Regions from separate parts of the Homo sapiens genome. Here region 1 is linked to region 2. Evidence: read pairs that join two places in POLR2A ChIA-PET (ENCODE). Cell type or tissue: endothelial cell of umbilical vein. All regions are shown on one strand.

Region 1 (2,500 bases), 150 kb before region 2:
ACCATTGCACTCCAGCCTGGGCAACAAGAGGAAGACTCCGTCTCAAAAAAAAAAAAAAAAAAAAAAAAAAGCATGTTAAAATTTTAAGGATAACCATTAAAAAATTAGAACTGGAATGTATAGCCTCAAACCAGTAGAAAAAAATTAATGGAATTTTAAAAACTGAACTAAAAGAAAGGCAGAAAAAGAAGAAATAAAAGCAGGAAAAGATGAAAAAGAAGAAATAAAAAGTAAAGGCTGGGTGTGTGGCTAATGCCTGTAATTCCAGCACTTTGGGAGGCCGAGGTGGGAGGATCACTTGAGCCCAGGAGTTTGAGACCAGCCTGGGCAACATAGTCTCTGTTTGAGCCCAGGAGTTTGAGACCAGCCTGGGCAACACCCTGTCTCTACAGAAAATAATTTTTAAAAAAATTAGCTGGGTGTGGTGACATACATCTGTAGATCCAGCTACTAGGGAGGCTGAGGTGGGAAGAACATTTGAACGTGGGACATTGAGGCAGTAGTAAGCTGCAATTATACCACTACACTCCAGCCTCGGTGACAGTCAGACTATCTCCAAAAAAATACACACACACACACACACAAACCCAAAAATAACAAAAACAGCACTAATAAAAGAGACTACACTTAAAGAAATTAAAATAAATGAAATAATAGCAGAAATTAAAAACACAATAAAGAGAAGCAACAGAGCCAAACAAGGGTGGTTTCTTTAAAAAGACTAGTAAAATAAAAAATATATATATACAAAGAAACAAAAGCCTAGTAAAACAGACAAACCTTTGGCAATTTCAATTAGGAACAAAGAGAGCCAGGTGTTGTGGTTCACACCTGTAATCCCAGTGTGTCCGGAATTGGTGGGTTCTTGGTCTCACTGACTTCAAGAATGAAGCCGCGGACCCTCGCGGTTGAGTGTTACAGTTCCTAAAGGCGGCGTGTCTGGAGTTTGTTCCTTCTGATGTTCGGATGCGTTCGAAGTTTCTTCCTTCTGGTGGGTTTGTGGTCTCGCTGGCTCAGGAATGCAGCTGCGGACCTTCGCAGTGAGTGTTACAGCTCTTAAGGTAGTGCGTCTGGAGTTGTTCGTTTCTCCCAGTGGGTTCGTGATCTCGCTGGCTTCAGGAGTAAAGCTGTAGACCTTCGTGGTGAGTGTTACAGCTCATAAAGGCAGTGTGAACCCAAAGAGTGAGCAGCAGCAAGATTTATTGCAAAGAGCGAAAGAACAAAGCTTCCACACTATGGAAAACGACCTGAACAGATTGCCACTACTGGCTCTGGCAGCCTGCTTTTATTCTCTTATCCGGCCCCCACCCACATCCTGCTGATTGGTCCATTTTACAGAGAGCGGAGTGGTCTGTTTTGACAGGGTGCTGATTGGTGCGTTTACAATCCCTGAGCTAGACACAAAGGTTCTCCACGTCCCCACTAGGTTAGCTAGATACAGAGTGTCAATTGGTGCATTCCCAAACCCAGAGCTAGACACAGGGTGCTGATTGGTGTGTTTACAAACCTTGAGCTAGATACAGAGTGCCAACTGGCGTATTTACAATCCCTTAGCTAGACATAAAGGTTCTCCAAGTCCCCACCAGACTCAAGAGCTCAGCTGGCTTCACCCAGTGGATCCTGCACCGGGGCCGCAGGTGGAGCTGCCTGTCAGTCCCACACCCTGCGCCCGCACTCCTCAGCCCTTGGGTGGTCGATGGGACAGGGCGCCGTGGAGCAGGGGGTGGCGCTCGTTGGGAGGCTTGGGCCGTGCAGGAGCCCACGGCAGTGGGGAGGCTCAGGCATGGCGGGCTGCAGGTCTCGAGCCCTGCCCCGCGGGGAGGCAGCTGAGGCCCGGCGAGAAGTAGAGCACAGCAGCTGCTGGCCCAGGTGCTAAGCCCCTCACTGCCCGGGGCCGGCGGGGCCGGCCGGCAGCTCCGAGTGCTGGGCCCCCGAGCCCACGCCCACCCGGAACTCGCGCTGGCCGGCAAGCGCCGCGCGCAGCCCCGGTTCGCGCTCGCGCCTCTCCCTACACACCTCCCTGCAAGCTGAAGGAGCCGGCTCCGGCCTTGGCCAGTACAGAAAGGGGCTCCCACAGTGCAACGGTGGGCTGAAGGGCTCCTCAAGCGCGGCCAGAGTGGGCGCCAAGGCCGAGGAGGCGCCGAGAACGAGCGAGGGCACACACTGTCACCTCTCACCAGCACTTTGGGAGGCTGAGGCAGAAGGATTGCTTGAGCCCAGAAGTTGGAGGCCAGCTTGGGCAACATAGTGAGACCCCCATCTCTACAAAAAATTAATTTTAAAAAATTAGCTGGGTGTGGTGGTGCACGCCTGTAGTCCTAGCTACTTGGGAAGCTGAGGTGAAGGATGACTTGAGCCCAGGAGGTTGAGACTGCAGTGAGCTGTGATTGTGCTGCTGTACTCCAGCCTGGGTGACAGAGTGAGACCCCATTTCAGAAAAAAATAAACCAAAGACTAAAAGAACAAATAGAAAAGGCACAAACAATATTAAGAAGGAAAA
Region 2 (2,500 bases):
GCCGCTCAGAGGGGCAGGTGGACGGTGGCGGCAGGCGCGGGGGCCGGCGGGGCGCGTTGGCGGTTCTCCTGCCACCCCCGGCCCGCTGTCCCGGCCGCTCCGCGCGCCTCATTTCACACCTCGCCGCCCCCGGCCCCGTCTGTGCGGAGCCGGGAATACCCCCGCTGCCCAGACCGCACCTGCTCCTTCCTCGCCGCCCCCTCGCTTCCCGGCGGCCGCCCGCCCCCCAGGGGCCCGCAAGACCCGCGCGGAGCCCGGCCCATCCTCGGGCCCCGGCGCCCACAGCTGGCCGCGGCTGGAGGGGGCGCGCGGAGGGGAGCCCCCGGGGCCTACAGAGGGAGCTCTGAAGCCTGGGCAGCGAGGCGCTCCCGCCCTGGGCCCGGGGCAATGCGGACCTTGGCGCACCGGGCGAGGGCTCCGGCCCGACCGAGCGGCAGCTGCTCCCAGGGAAGGCAGGCGCCGCGGGGGTGGCGGAGGGGTCCGGCGGCCTGGGACGCCGGCCGGAGGGGAGTGAGAGGCCGCTTCACCCGAGGAAGTCAGGCGGCCGGGAGGAGGCGTAGCCGGCTGTGTAGGGCTGGGCGCTCCGTGTGGCCAGAGGGGATGAAGCGGGGTGCAGCGGAGCGAGGGACCCGCGGTGCGCTGGGGCGGCCGCCGGGGCCCGCGCCGAGAGAGACAACGAAATGGACGGAGGGTAGTAGGGTGGCGCCCCCGGGCCGAGGGCCAGCCCAGGTCTGTCCTACCTCTTCAAACGCAGGCTGCCTCCGGCGCCACCGCGGTCCCGGGGGCTCACCAGGCGAGTGGTCTCCAAGCCCCCAGCGGCTGGAGAGGGCTCCATGTTCCCGGTGCCCCGACCGTCTAGGCCCCACCGAGGAAGAGAGAGGCCGGGCCGGCCCCGCGCCAAGTCCGAGCAGCCCGCCGACCCCCGGGATCCCCGCAGGGCGGCGGGGCCACCAGAGTGGAGCGAACTGCAGCGACTGTGGCGCGCGGAGTCCGAACTGCAGATCCCGCTGCCGCCGGAGCCCCGCCCCGCGTGGGGCGAGCTCCCCAAGCTCCGCCTCCAGGCTCCCCGGCCTCTCCCCACCCTTAAGCCCCGCCCCCACTGCCAAAGCCCCATTTCCCCGCGCCAGAGCCCGGGAGCGCCCCGCCACCCGAGTTCTGGAGAACTCCTCATCTCCACAGCCCCGTCCCCCAGGCGAGCTAGCCCCACCTCTGCACACAGTCCCGCCCACCGGTTCCAAGCCTCGCTCCTGAAGCCCAAGAACCTCACGACCAACCTTCGCCCAACGACCACCACTCTGTGCATGCCTGCGCGGGGGTGTCGCCCACCACGCCGTCACCCTGTGGCCGCAACCCTCACGCGGAGGCAGAAACAGGAGCGGACCCATTACCTATCTCCAGAGAACCAGAAAGAACATGAGGTGAGCGGTGACACAGGGAGATTCCAGGGACTCCAGAAACCCCTTTACGGAGAATCTGGGGTCGGAATTCACGAGCCCAGTCTGCTGCCAATCACTGTACCGCGAATGATCATTTATTTTTATACAGAAACATTGGGTGACAAGCTTCCTGCTCTCCTTCAACCCACTGTTATCCCTGCTTTTCAAATGAGTAAACTGAGACCCAGAGGAAGAAGAGTCCAAGGTCATGCAGGCTGTGAATAAAGGGCCCGGCCTGGACCCCCATCCTCTTTCCCTCCCCGGCTCTGGACGCCGCACTGGCAACTGGAGAGCGCTCACAGTTCTCTTACGGGCGGGGGTCCAGTGAAGTCGAGCCGCCTATCTGGTGTCACGGCCACTGTTTATGGAGAGGGGCTGAGGGGCAGCGGGGCAGCGTGTCAGCTAGTGATTCCCATCCTCCACACCTGCAGCGCCCTCCTGGACATTACCGCATTCTGCCTCATTTGGGGGAAACTAAAACCCAGGGGAGGGAGCGACTTACAGCAAAGTCGGTGGCCGAGCCTCAAGTCGAAGCTTCAAATGCTCAATGTTCTCTCCCCTCGCACCTGCCGCCACTGTAGAATGGGAGGGGGTGGGAAGAGGATTGTGCACTCGAAGCTGTGACAGTCTGTGAAGAGGAGGGTCCGTAGGAGGAGGGGAGCGAGTGAGCAGGGATGGGGAAGCGTGGAGGGTGGGAATGGTTAGTGAGCCCAGGCAAGAAACTCATCAGCCGCATCCTTCAGAACACACTGGGCGTCCTGAACTTAGGCTTCTGGGGACAGACACCTACCCTCGATATTGTTATTCCAACGAGCCCAAGAGTGCACTTGCAAAAAAACAAAACAAAACAAAACAAAAACGGGAGCACGTGCCAGATACAGTGGTTGGAAGTGATGGGGTTAACCCGGGAGAGCTTCGCGGAGGAGGTGAGGCTTAAACGGATTAGGAAAGCTGGGCGGCGGGCTGGCTGTTCCGGCGGGGGAGAGTGTGGCTTGGCCCGTGCCAAGGTGTGCGGGCGGCGCGTGCGAAGGGACTGTCCTGCGCCGCTGCTGCAGAGCGGCACG

What was found. Peaks named below come from ENCODE experiments on the same cell type or tissue, not always from the same donor. Only the 100,000 strongest peaks of a DNase experiment are listed, where the experiment ranks them.
Region 1: POLR2A ChIA-PET joins it to region 2 with 5 read pairs; 5 of 35 experiments call an interaction of 5 or more read pairs at or near these places.

The regions. Positions count from the first base shown.
Region 1 is chr2:27,109,842-27,112,341 of GRCh38, forward strand. The region is part of intron 1 of CGREF1 (cell growth regulator with EF-hand domain 1); the gene reads right to left. All of the region lies in intron 1 of LOC124907744 (a long non-coding RNA gene), which reads left to right. Among named protein-coding and RNA genes, the nearest start is that of CGREF1, 8.0 kb to the right of the region's middle. In endothelial cell of umbilical vein, no CTCF peak of the experiment used is centred here; no DNase peak of the experiment used is centred here.
Region 2 is chr2:27,262,072-27,264,571 of GRCh38, forward strand. It overlaps SLC30A3 (solute carrier family 30 member 3), which reads right to left and starts at 976. Exons shown (of 8, transcript NM_003459.5): 1 at 741-976. The coding sequence starts at 835. RefSeq lists silencers at 531-690, 741-920, 941-1,010, 2,485-2,500. In endothelial cell of umbilical vein, no CTCF peak of the experiment used is centred here; a DNase peak (open chromatin) is centred at 1,110; H3K4me3 peaks cover 2,500 bases; H3K27me3 peaks cover 719 bases.